Regions from separate parts of the Homo sapiens genome. Here regions 1 and 3 are each linked to region 2. A link is a contact called in ENCODE Hi-C or POLR2A ChIA-PET data. All regions are on one chromosome and are shown on one strand. The core of a region is the stretch at or near the end of the contact, and the rest is flanking DNA. Distances in the headings are between cores, read along the strand shown. Region 1 has its middle 32 kb from the start of NFIA. Region 2 holds the start of TM2D1 (TM2 domain containing 1). Region 3 holds the start of NFIA (nuclear factor I A).

Region 1 (4,374 bases), core at 1,472-3,971, 670 kb before region 2:
ATCTTTAAAATTGGGATAATGGGCCAGACGCAATGGCTCATGCTCATAATCCCAGCACTTTGGGAGGCCAAAGCAGGAGGATCCCTTGAGCCCAGGAGTTTGAGGCTGCAGTGAGCTATGATTGTGCCACTGCACCCCAGCCTGGGTGACAGAGAGAGACCCTGTCTTTAAATAAATAAATAAATAAATAGGGATAATGTATACCATATGAGATTGTGAAAATGATAATTAAATCATTTAATAGAGGCAAATGATAATAAAAATAGTAAATAGTAATAGTAAGTCATCCACAAATATAAGATGTTGTTTGGTTTTTTTGGTTCGTTTTGTTGTTGTTTCTGAGACAGTTCTAGCTTGTCACCCAGACCGGAGTGCAGTGGTGCCATTTCAGCTCAATGCAACCTCAGCCTCCCAGGCTCAAGCCATCCTTCCATCTTGGCTGTCGAAGTAGTTAGGATTACAGGCATGGGCCACCACGCCCAGCTTTTTTTTTTTTTTTTTTTTTTTTTTTTTTGTAGAAATGGGTTTCTCTGTGTTGCTCAGGCTGGTCTCCAGCCTCTGGGCTCAAGTGACCCGCGCACCTCCCAAACACTGGGATTACAGGCTTGAGCCACCACATAGCCATTGTCTTTTTTTTTTTTTTTTTTTTCTCTGAGACAGAGTCTCACTCTGTTGCCCAGGCTGGAGCGCAGTGGTGTGATCTCGGCTCACTGCAGCCTCCACCTCCCAGGTTCAAGTGATTCTCCTGCTTGACTACTGAGAAGCTGGGATTACAGATGTACCACCACGCCCAAGTAATTTTTATATTTTTATTAGAGATGGGGTTTCGCCATGTTGGCCAGGCTGGTCTCGAACTCCTGACCTCGGGTGATCCGCCCACCTCGGCCTCCCAAAGAGCTGGGATTACAGATGTGAGCCACAGCACCCGGCCTACAGCCGTTGTCTATGAGGAGATAAGCTAGTTATCAAAACTCCCCATAACCCATCCTGTTTCCTACTCAAACACTGAAACCTCTTAGCTCTCTCCCACTTCCTCTAAGGCCCTAATCTTCAAGGAACAGAAAGAAGCTAAACAGTCTTACAAGTTAGATTTCTTAGAATAAAAGATGGGTTTTCACATTAGAAATAGGTGAAAGTTGGCTGGGTGCGGTGGCTCAGGCCTGTAATCCCAGTAATCCAAGCACTTTGGGAGGTCGAGGCGGGCAGATCACCTGAGATCAGGAGATTGAGACCAGCCTGGCCAACATGGTGAAACGCTGTCTCTACTAAAAAATACAAAAAATTAGTCGGGCATGGTGGCGCGTGTCTGTAGTTCCAGCTACTCAGGAGGCTGAGGCAGGAGAATTGTTTGAGCCAGGGAGGCAGAGGTTGCAGTGAGCCGTGACCGCGCTATTGCACTCCAGCCTGGGAAACAGAGAGAGATTCCGACTCAAAATAAATAAATAAATAATTAAAAACTATTTTTAAAAAAGAAATAGGTGAAAATTCCTTAGAAGGCACCTACAGCTTCTTACCTACATCATCTCATTAAATTCTCACAATGACTCTATCAGACAGGTACCACTATTCCCTCTTTTGAGGGATGAGGAAACAGAGACTCAGGGAGATAAAGTAACTTGCCCAAGGTTACACAGCTATTCTCAAGGAAACGTAGTGCATCCCATGAAAATAGCCTGGAGTCGAGATACTGGAGTCAAAGTGCAGCCAAAATTGTCAGGGTGCAACCTGCCTGTCCAATCAGAGCTGCTACTTCTTTGATACTGGAATCCCCCAATTCCTGAAATTAACACCCAGTTCTCCACTCCCCAAAAGCACACGCTGAGTGCCCTCAGGGCTCTTGCTGTTGCCAACGGACCTATAACTCGGTACAGGCTCAGGCAGCTGAGAGGAGGCTGTGGACACAACAGGCCTTGCTAGGCTTGCTGGGACGGGGCCACATTACTTTGCAGGCGCGTCTTTCTCCTGCCTGCTATCTAGAGCTCGCCTGTAGGTGGCGCCCTGCTTCGCTCAGGGGAATTTGGAGGGCGAGGACACGGGTCACCAGCTGCCTCCCCTGAAGGCCAATTTAAGTTGTCCCCTGGCTTGAACTGAGCGCAGGAACCTCGGTGATGGGGACATGCCCCCCTCCCCGCGCGCTCTTCCTCTCCCAGCCCCCCTGCCCTCCCCTCTCCAGGGGCTGGCGGGCCCGCGCTTCCTCCGAGGTCGGGCTACGCGGCGCGATCTCCAAGCGCTGGGGCCGAGCTTGGCGCTCCGGGGCGGCGCTTCGGTCCCCGACCCTCGGGCCGGCCCGCTGGCCCCCACTCCGCTTCCTCCCGGCACCCGCTTCGCCGGCAGCTGTAGCGGAGGTGGAGGGATGGGGGACTGTGACCCCCGTGAGTGCCGGCGGGGCGGGGCAGCTTTAAAAACTTCTGAAAGGCCTGGTTCAAAGCCTCAAAGGATAGAACTTGGGCCGGAAGGCGGTTTCCACGGAGGGGCCTAAAAGGGGGCTGGGGGTGCACCTGCAGGGCCAGGAGCTGCGGCTTGGGAAGGGGGGCCCGGTCACCGCGAGCGCCGCAGTCCCCGCCCCGCACTCGCCGCCCCTTGGAGCCGCCGCGGCCCCGCCCGGGCCCTGCGCTTTCATCCTCCCCACGGGACAGCGGCCGCGCGGGGCGGGGGCGGCTCTGGCCGGCGCGCTCCCGGCGGGGTCTTCCTTCCCTCCGGCCCCTCCCTGGGAACCCGAGATTTCGCCGCAGAGCTGAACTCCCAGATTTTAACCCCAACCCCCCCGGGCGGGAGGCCGCGGAGAACCGGGAGTCGCGACCGAGGAAGCGTCCCCAGTCACCTCCTAGCCCCCCACACAGAGCCCCGGGGAGGGTGAGGAGGAGGAAGAGCGGGAGGAAGACCCGCGCCGGTGGGTGGGGGCAGGGAGGGGGCGTCCGGGGTCGCAGGGCGGCGCTCCGGAGAGTGGCCCCGGCGGCGTCCGGAGTCGCTGCGGCCGCCGTGCCACCTCGGGCAGGTGGGGGGGGGAATGCGCGGCCGCCGCCAACCAGGGTCGCTCCGCCGTAGACGCCGAGCAGACGCGGTCCGGCGCTCGGCCGGAGAGCCGGCTAAGGGGCTTTTCATTAGCACCGCATTAGGAGGACACTCATCCTCCAGAGTCCTTCCCGTGGAAGCTCTTGAGTGAATTAGGTAAATGATTTGCTCCATTTGTAGTTTCTGAAGATATTTTCTCAGATCTTCAATCGAGCGCTTTAGCCGGGGAGCATATCTGTGGGGGCCTCCTTCCCACTACCTAGGGTCTCACTCGGTGACAATTGCTGAGTCAGTGAGGACGTGTGGGGAAAGGTAAAAGTGGAATTGAGCAAAGCTGAGTAATTTAGCTAAGGAAGAGAAATCGCTACTGAAAATAGAATAGTTTAAAAATAAACTACATAAAGTTTATTCTTTTGCTTGGAGTCCTGCTCCTTGATCCGAGAAGGTAAAATCCATCAGAGTTGGGAGTTCCCTCCCCCCCATTAGCATTTATTACACTTTTTCAAAGTTACTGAAAGACTTCTTTTAGTGAATTTTAAGAAGCAATCGTGGTTGACATTACAGGCATCAAAGGTTTGGGGAACAGATGGGTAAACTTCCGAAGAGCTTAGTTGCAACACTAGCTCTCAAATTTAGTGTCAACTTTTATTTTAAAAAATAAAATAGGGTGGTGTTTTTATTAAACTTTTATATTTCAAGAGGTAGAGAACACCGAAGAGGAAAGAGACTGAAGGGAAAGTAGGGTGTTGGAAACAAAAAGAGAAAGGCGAGATTGACTGTAACATTCTGGTCTTCAACGAGTCCCAAGTTGGAATCCTAAAGCACTGCATATTTCTGGTAGCGTTAACTCTAACTGGAATATTGGCGGGCCTGGTCTCTAAGTGCGTCCTAAGAAAAAACAGATTTAAGCAAAATGGTTTTTTCCCTTTTGTGAAGGGAAAAAATTTAAGCACTTGCTTCATGCGGTAGCCCCAGCGGAAAAGCGAGCCCTCCCGCTCCCGGTGGCCTGAACTGAATTTGCTGCTTTAAAATCGGCAGGTGTGCCCAGCGTTCCCAGCGCTGCAGCCGGGACCTGATGAGTAAGAGTAAGAGGGCTCAACCGCAGGACATCACATGCCGGGTACCTAACGTCGGCATTTAAGCAGACAGGGACTAATATGCTGGAACTATCCTCCCGACACTGGCAAAGCCCAGAGACCGCATTTCCTACCACTTTGCCCACTTTGTACTGGGCACCCTCGGTAAACAGGATGAAAGCAACATTTTTATCCCTTAAGACGAAAATGTAACCTTTAGAATACTCCCTATTCCGGGGTTGACAGCAGGTCAAGGGCTCAGAGGCAAGCTTGCATTACACATAGG
Region 2 (4,209 bases), core at 1-2,500:
GAGGCTGCTAGTTTGTCCAAGTCAATAAGCATATGTACAAATATACTTTTAGTATTGCTAAGTAATACTTGAGGCAGGAGGATCACTGGAGCCCAGGAGTTTGGGAAGAACAGCCTGGGCAACATAACGAGAAGTCTGTCTCTACAAATAATATAATAATACATAAACATTACAATAAACCTTTAAATTTGCCCCATAATTATCCACGTTTTTACTCATGAGAAAACAGAGTTCAAATAGGTCACCCAAGGTTGCAAAGTGCAACAGAAATTTATCCACTGAGTCCCCACGCGGTGGTTCATGGTGAGGGGGATGCGGATCGCTTGAGACCAGGAGTTCAAGACCAGCCTGGCCAACATGGCGTAAACCCCGTCTCTACTAAAAATACAAAAATTACCCGGGTGTGGTGGCGCATGCCTGTAGTCCCAGCTACTCAGGAGGCTGAGGCAGGAGAATTGACTGAACCCGGGAGGCGGAGGCTGCAGTGAGCTGAGATCGTGCCACTGTACTCCAGCCAGGGCGACAGAGTAAGACCCTGTCTCAAAAAAAGAAAACAGAAAGAAATTTGTCTGGCAGTCTACCATCTCATGAAGTTTGAAGATGACATGAGGTAATATGCATAATATACATAAAGTTAATGATAAATGGGCAACACATTGGCTAGATCGTTATTACTTGTCTTCCCCCTAGGAAGAGTTGGCAAACATTTCCAGGGTAAGAGACTATCCATCTTTGTATTACTAGTGTCTAGAACGGGGCCTGGCATACTTCAGGATCTACATGTTTTACTGAACAAGTAAGCACACTGATAAAAAAGAAAAAAAAAGTGGATCAGAAGAGGAAGCGCCAATGACTAGTAAAATCATAAGGAAATCACAAAGGGTGGCCTCTGGCCCTCCCATCTCCACAACTCTGTTCACCTTCAGGGATCCTTCAGTCATTAGAAGCCACAGATCAGATTATCGTTTTCACTCAGTACAGCCCTAGCCAGTCCTGACGGCAGCGACCCACCTGCGACCCCAACTCTACCTCGCCTCCATGGGGGGGTGTTCTCCACAGAGGATATTGTCCCACTTTGAGGTCCTCGCACTTAAGCGACTCCTCGCCCCCGGCGGAGGTGGCAACAGCCCCCCAGGGTCCTGTAGTGACTGAGACGAACCACAGGACACCAACGAGTCTGGCCGTCACGGCCTCCGGAGCAGACGGACCAGACGGCCAGGCGGCCGCCATCTTGGAGACCGACACTTTCTCGCCACTTCCGCTTCCGCCTCCGCCCAGGAGCGGGAGGGAGAAGGGCAACAGGGCGAGGTTCTTAAAGGGACCTCGCATAGGATAGAGGCCAGTTCCGTCTCTTCGCGTGTTCTTCTGCCCGTGAGCCCGTGGAATCACATTGGGAGACCCTTTTAAAATATGCATGTACCCAGTCCCTCGAGGCGAATTTTCCCCCACGAACCCTTGGAAGGAGCTAAGGTTAATCTTTGAGTGCTGGAGGAAGGAAACGAGTGGTTTAGGCAATCAGGTGCTTCACCCGCTTCTCATTCCCGCGCCCTTAGCTGAGGCTTCTCGGTCCTCTGAAAGTGCCAGCGGCGTCAGAGGTTGGAATCAATGCTTTCCTGACATCATCGCAGTTAGCCCTGATAGGTTTTGGGTTTACAGATAAGGAACAAGGCTCAAAGACGCTGAAACACACTGACCTTAATCACTAAGTGACTCAGTCGGAATGAAATTGATGTTTGCCAGATTTCAGATCTATGCTCTTACTAATTGACATAATGTCCTCCTGTAACTTTAGAGAAGGATTTTGGAAGGCTGCCACGAACAGAACTTAAAAACTGTGAGAGACATTACGCCTTTTAAAAAAAAAAAGTGACAATTTAGGTGGGGGATAATTTGGGGGGTGGAAACTGTAACAAGAGGAAACCAAATAGTTTATGATTAAGTGAAAAGTTGAAGATTTTTTTTCCTCCATCTGTTGTTTTTAAATTTCTATATGTTCTAAAAGTTCTGTGGTGGGGAACTTTAACAGTGAGGAAAAAATGTTTTCGTAAAGTTAAGTTTAATCTTTTTTTTGTCTAACAATATAAAAATTTGAACTTGAGTGGTGCTTCTTCATCCATACTTTAGCACTAACTTTGGTGGTTCTCAAACTTTGAATAGCATCTGAATCACCTGTAGTAGTTATTAAAACAGAATGATAGAACCGGCACTCAGAGTTTCTGATACAAAAGATGTAGGGAGGGACTGGATAATTTCCATTTCTAGGAGATCCCAAGGGATGTGGGTGTTGCTAGTCCAGGGACCCCCACTTTGAGAACACTGGTATAATGTTTTACGAGAAGTAAATTTTTTTTTTTAAGATGGAATCTCTCTCTGCCACCCAGGCTGGAGTACAGTGGCAGAATCTCAGCTCACTGCAACCTCTGCCTTCTGGTTCAAGTGATTCGCCTGCCTCAACCTCCTGAGTAGCTGGGACTGCACGCGTGCGCCACCACGCTCAGCTAATTTTTGTATTTTTAGTAAAGACAGGGTTTCACCATTTTGGCCAGGCTGGTCTCGAACTCCTGGCCTAAGTGATCTGCCCGCCTCTGCCTCCTAAAGTGCTGGGATTTCAGGTGTGAGGCCACACTGTGCCTGGCCTCATTTTGGAATATATATTCTGGAAGACATACAACTATTTGAAGTAATATTTAAACATAAACTACGTTTTTAAATTTTCTTTTTTTGAGGTGGAGTTTCACTGTTGTTGCCCAGGCTGGACTGCAATGGCATGATCTCGGCTCACTGCAACCTCCGCCTCCCAGGTTCAAGCTATTCTCCTGTCTCAGCATCCGGAAAGGCTGGGATTACGGCGCCCACTACCAGCCCAGCTAATTTTTGTATTTTTAGTAGAGACGAGGTTTCACCATGTTGAGCAGGCTGGTCTCGAACTCATGACTTAAGGTGATCCACCCGCCTCTGCCTCCCAAAGTGCTGGGATTACAGGCGCGAGCCACGGCGCCTGGCCCTAAAATTTTCATAATAAAACAACTTTGTAGCATTACTATGCTTTATTCATTCATTCATTTAGAGACAGAAATGGAGTTGAGACGGGAGTTTTGCTCTTGTTGCCCAGGCTGGAGTGCAATGGCACGATTCTCGCTTACTGCAAACTCCACTTCCCAGGTTCAAGCTATTCTCCTACCTCAGCCTCCTGAGTAGCTGGAATTACAGCCATGAGTCACCACGCCTGGCTAATTTTGTATTTTTAGTAGAGACGGGGTTTCTCCATGTTGATCAGGCTAGTCTCCAACTTCCGACCTCAGGTGATCCACCCGTCTGAGCCTCCCAAAGGTCTGGGATTACAGGCATGAACCACCACGCCCCGCTGCTATTTTTTGAGATGGAGTCTCGCTCTGTCATCCAGGCTGGAGTGCAGTGGCACGATCTTGGCTCACTGCAACCTCTGCCTCCCGGGGTCAAGCAATTCTCCTGCCTCAGCCTCCTGAGTAGCTGGGATTACAGGCGCACGCCACCACGCGCAGCTAATTTTTGTATTTTTTAGTAGAGACAGGATTTCACCATGTTGGTCAGGCTAGTCTCGAACTCCTGACCTCGTGATCCGCCCGCCTTGGCTTCCCAAAGTGCTGGAATACAGGCGTGAGCCACCGCGCCCCGCCGCTATTTTTAATTTAAGACATTTATACATAATATTTATGCTTTAAATCAGGTTTAAATGATTTAAGTGAAAAATTTAGTAGTTCAGTTATAAACTTCCTATTCTAAATGGACTTCTTCCTTCTCTCTTTTTTCTTCCTTCGTTTTTCCTTTCTTTCCTTTTTTTCCGTCCTCCCTCTCCCTCCAAAAAGGAAAAAAAAATTGTTTTTAATTGAGCATTTACTATGTACTCAGCATGAAGCTAGACCCTAGACTCAAAAATTTAGACAAAAACCCTGCAGGTAAGCACTTCCTGTTTGGTAAGGGAAAATACAAACAGTTAAATACTATTTGATAAGTGTTTGATAATTGTTACATTAGAAGCACATACTAGCTACTGTAGTAGGACAATGGGTTTGCTTAAGATATTCCTCCTGTGCCTGGCGTGGTGGCTCAAGCCTGTAATCCTAGCACTTTGGAAGGCCAAGGAAGGCAGATGGCTTGAACAAAAAAAAGAAAAGAAAAAGAAACATTTAAAAAAGATTCTCCCAAAATAGTAGTTGAAACGCTATATTT
Region 3 (4,358 bases), core at 81-2,580, 640 kb before region 2:
AGAGCCTAGAGAGAAAATATGAGGTTAAAAAAAAAAAACTGGAAAAGCAGGCTTACTGGCAACTTGCCAAACCCTAAAAACCACCCCCCTCTTTTCTGCCAAAACAATACTTTAGCAAACCTAAAATAATTGCAGGAAGCTCTTTTCCATTTTAAGAACTATTACCTGGGGGAGGGAAAAAAGGGATTCTTAAAAGGCACCCTTCCAGAGGTGTCCCAGAAACTGGGACGGTAATGATAGCCTATGTCCAGTTCTGGGCACGCGTTTGTGGATCAGAATATCTCCCTTCCCTAAGGGGACATCCCTTTCACATATTTTTTTCCTCCTAAAAAGTAAAAGATGTCACAGCTAAACCACTGTTGTTTCTGAACGTGATAGAACTTTTTCTATGGCGTCTGTGTTCAAACCCACTAGTTTCACAGTCCTGGGAGGGATAACGCTCATTAATCTCCGCCTTCTTTTCTCCAGACCCCCGCCCCCCAAATCCGGTGAATCTTCTGTGGGCACTGATTCCTCACCACCCCCGCTTCTGAATGCCACAGGACCGAAGCTGCACAAAGTTTGCAGGATTGTGTGCATAATTACCTCTGCCGACGAATCTATTCCCACAGAAAGCTTCGCTGGAGAGATTACAATGCTTTGAGCCTTACCGCATTTCAGTGGGGGAAAAAAAGTTACCTAGGAGGTCTGATTTTTCAAAGAAATTTGCATACATGCAAATGTGCCGCCCGGCCTCCTCCTCGGTTCTCTACGTGCCCACGCGGTGGCCCGGGGGGTGCGGGGCAACCTGGCAAAGTTGCCCAAGTCCTCCACCGAGGTCCGCGGAGGTCTGCAGCGGGGGTGGGGGGATGGGGACGAGGAAAAGTAGTTTTGTTTGCTTAAGCACATCCTGTGGCAGCCTATAGCTGCCCGGGAGTACAGACTGTAACTGCTCCTCACTGCGTTACCCAGTAATGCGCTGATCGGGGGAGGGGGCGGGGGGGCCGGGGAGCGAGCGGGAGAGCGAGCAAGCGAGCGAGCAAGGAGCGAGCCACGGAGAGAGCCGGGGAGCGAGCGAGCCAGCCTGCGAGCGCGAGCGGCCGCGGAGGCTCGGGACCCGGCTGGCCGCGCGGCGCCGCAGCCGCCCCCTCCCCCACACCCCCTCCCCCCCGCGGCGGCGGCGCGAGCGGGCGGCGGCTGTGCGGTGCGGTGCAGAGCGGAGGCGGAGGCGGGCGCGCGGGCAGCTCGCGGGCACCCGGCCGGGCCGGCGCGGGAGCGGGAAAGGGTGCGCTATGCCTTTAACACCCGCGTACAGTAGGCATGTATAGTGGAGTGTAGGGAAACTCTAGGCGGGGTTAAAGTTCAGCTCATGGAGCGGCAATAGCGCTGGCTGGCTGGCTGCAGTTGAGCCGACTTGGAAATGTGAACGCAAGAAGCAGGCTTGATTTTTTTTTCTCCCCCCTTCTCTCTCTCTCTCTCTCTCTCTCTTCCTCTCTCCCTCTTTCTCCTCTCTCACCCACACTCACGCACACCTCCAAACCGCACACCCAGACGCACACGCATACCCCAGCGCCCGGCAGTTATGTATTCTCCGCTCTGTCTCACCCAGGTAAGCCGCGGCGTGGATGCGGAGGGCTTGGGGGCCGGGGCGCCGGGGGCAGGGCTGGGGCTGGGTGGGGGGCACCGGGGCCGTCGCTCCGGCCGGGCCCAGGGCGTGCGTCTCGGTGTGTGTCTGTGTCTGCGCGTGTTTCTGTGTGTGTGCGCGCGTGTGCCCGCGGGTGGGGGGGGGGATCCCGCTTAAAGAAAGTAACTTTGTTTCCATGCGGGTGCATTCCTCTTGCACGGCCATTTGTGTGGGCACATGGCTAATGGCGCCCTCTTATTAATGCGTTAATTAATATCGGGGCGACGGACTGCGGAACAGCAGTGTTTTCGGACACCCCGCACGTGTTTCGGCGGGGTTGCAGTCCATGACACGCAGAAATCTGGCTCAGCGTTTCTGCTGCCGGGAGCAGGGATTCCGTAGTGCCGCAGCGCCCGGGGAGGGGGCCGCCGACGGAGCCCACCGCTCACCCCGCACGCTCGGGCCGGCTGCAGTCCTCGGGTGCGGGGAGACCTCGGGTGCCTGCGCCCAACGGCCCGCTCCCCGCAGCCTGCGCTGCCGCAGCCCCCCGCCGTCTTCCCGAACTCTTACTTTTGTTTATTGTTTGTCAGCCTTCGGGGTCCGGCCGCGGAAAGGACGCGGGCTCCCGTCCCGGCCCCGGCCCGGACAGCGCCCCTCGGACGCGGGCAGGCTGCGGCTAGCCCTCGGCTGAGCGGGGCTACGTGGACGCGCGTTCCCCCGCGCCGGCCGGGTGGAGCCTGCGTCCTCGCCGCGCGCCGGTGGCCCGTTGGCTCTCCCGGAGTGAAAGTTTCGGGGCCGAGACGAGCCCACGTTGTGCAGGGCGCCGAACGCCGGAGGCCGCGGGCCGCGGGCCGGGTAGCGCCGGGCAGAGTTGGGCTCCTAGCCGGGAGCCGGAGCGGCGGCCCGGGCCGGACACGGCTCCCCCCGCCGCCGCCGCCGCCACCACCACCACCGCCACCGCGCGACTCCGGCCGCTCCGCGCGCAGGACGGGGGCAACTTTTCCCCTCCGACTCAACTCAGAGCATGGGGCTCTTGCGCCCCACCGCCTCTCCTTTCCGTGCCCCCCTGTCCATTCCTCCCTTGTCTACCCACCCCCAGGCAAAATATTGCTACTTCGAGACTTCAAATCCGGTCCCCTTTGAATATGTTATTTGTTTTCCTTGACTAAAAGGCTTGAAGTCAAAGTGGTTTTGCGCTATTTTTTTTTTAAGCGTGAGATTTCATACTGCTTTGGTACATTAGGATCTGACCATTAATCACCTACATGAAGTTATATGCTTCACATAAAATGTTTATTCACCTCTCCCTTAAAAAACCTACCACTTCTTGCCTTCATTTAGTAGGAGATAACGGTTTAACCGGAATAGTTTCTGGAAGGCTAAAAAGTATCAGTAGTTTTCGCTCTCCTCTCTAGATTCTGGATTTATTTCCCACATGACATCCCTTCTTATTGCAATATCTAACAGTAATAATACCGGGTATTTGATCTCAGAAGACTCTTAAACGCATCTTTTATGTTGAAATGGTCTGTTTGGGATTTAGGCCTAGCATTAATAATGGATAGCAGTTACTTTTAGTTACTGTAAAAGTTTTTTTTTTTTTTCCTAACAAACTTCCAAAGTTCCTATTTTAGTAACTTGTGGAAGTATGGAATGAAACTTTTCCAACCACTTCTGGCAAGGTTCACAATTGCATATGGATAAGATGCAAAGTGTAAGATAATTTGAATGAATTACGGACTATAGTGAAAATGCTGAGATTCGAAGGCTGAAGTTCTAGCTGGCAGAAGTTTGCAACACACAGAACTTGTAGATAATATCAGCGAGCTGCAATAAAGGGAAAGGACCCTAACAGATACATTAGTGTCTTCTCAATTGAGCTCTGAAAAGATAAATTTATATTTGGGAATGGTGCATATATGAGGGCACCTGTATATCCATGCAGGCCTAGGGCACAGTCAGGTATTTAACAAAGTTGGCCTCTGTTGGTTCATGAGGTATTATGACATTAAGAGAGTTTTTTTTTTTCTTTTTTTTTCGGCTTACATATTCAGCAGCGTTGATTGATGCATTCACTAGGCCTTCTTCTGGAAACACCACTAAGAGAAATGCTTATTTAGTGTAACAGTTTGTAAAGAAAATGTACAATAAATAGTGAATGAGGGCTCATATTTTATGGGTTCTGCTTTTAAAAATTTATTTACAATTTATTTAACTTGCTGGGATATTTATAATGTTTTAGAGCCAGTTTTAGGAAGAAGAACTTCGGTAGTTTATTGCTCATTAAAAAAAATCAGTAAGCACAGTGATTTCTATCACTATACTCTAAATGAAACTCCATTTAACTTGTAGGCAATTTAAAAAAAAACTTTACCAAGAAAAACCTAGACATCTTATTTTAATCAAATATGGGCATATAATCAAATCAGGTACTGTCCATATAATGATAACCCAGCAGAAATTTGTAGGTGAACTTTTAAAAAAAGTAGTTTCCAGAAATATCAGCATTCAGTGGTTCTTAAACTTGGCTCACTTTCAAACAGATCAATGTTTAAGATGCTGATTCAAAGTAATACCACTTTTGAAACAGGTTTTCAGGTTTGTTTTTATTGGTGGCCTATAACTTTCTCACTGAGTACATATGTAAAACGTTCTTTTTTTCCTCTTGAATGTTATGAAATAGTACCTAGCTTATAGCGATATGTTCAGCAACATGAATTATAAGGGCACACTACTTTTTTTTTTTAACTAATCA

The links. A loop is a pair of places that touch in the nucleus more often than their neighbours do. ChIA-PET counts read pairs that join two places held with the same protein, here RNA polymerase II (POLR2A). Pooled maps may share reads with other maps.
Region 1: a loop to region 2 is called in a map of dorsolateral prefrontal cortex, with 2.8 times the contacts of the local background. The contact joins the enhancer-like site here to the promoter of TM2D1 in region 2. A Hi-C loop is called at or near these places in 9 of 168 maps with a recorded cell type or tissue (CD4-positive, alpha-beta T cell, CD8-positive, alpha-beta T cell, ascending aorta and 6 more), 1 of 37 single-sample maps with no recorded cell type and 27 of 50 pooled maps. POLR2A ChIA-PET finds 5 or more read pairs at or near these places in 3 of 52 experiments (HEK293T, activated CD4-positive, alpha-beta T cell and activated T-cell).
Region 3: a map of CD8-positive, alpha-beta T cell shows a loop between it and region 2 (4-fold over the local background). The contact joins the promoter of NFIA here to the promoter of TM2D1 in region 2. A Hi-C loop is called at or near these places in 9 of 168 maps with a recorded cell type or tissue (B cell, CD4-positive, alpha-beta T cell, CD4-positive, alpha-beta memory T cell and 5 more), 3 of 37 single-sample maps with no recorded cell type and 18 of 50 pooled maps. POLR2A ChIA-PET finds 5 or more read pairs at or near these places in 9 of 52 experiments (MCF 10A, OCI-LY7, activated CD4-positive, alpha-beta T cell and 5 more).

What each region holds. Positions count from the first base shown.
Region 1 is chr1:61,048,075-61,052,448 of GRCh38, forward strand. No RefSeq gene overlaps it. Among named protein-coding and RNA genes, the nearest start is that of NFIA, 32 kb to the right of the region's middle. Within about 2 kb of position 2,722, at least 28 of the 41 ENCODE cell types and tissues checked have a DNase peak (open chromatin) inside an H3K27ac peak, as active enhancers do; they include ascending aorta, dorsolateral prefrontal cortex, gastrocnemius medialis and 2 more, where a contact is called at or near this core.
Region 2 is chr1:61,723,891-61,728,099 of GRCh38, forward strand. TM2D1 (TM2 domain containing 1) reads right to left here and starts at 1,251. Exons shown (of 7, transcript NM_032027.3): 1 at 1,067-1,251. The coding sequence starts at 1,230. RefSeq lists enhancers at 553-1,240, 697-1,896, 933-1,592, 1,241-1,926.
Region 3 is chr1:61,081,231-61,085,588 of GRCh38, forward strand. It overlaps NFIA (nuclear factor I A), which reads left to right and starts at 1,331. Exons shown (of 11, transcript NM_001134673.4): 1 at 1,331-1,588. The coding sequence starts at 1,562. RefSeq lists a silencer at 607-901.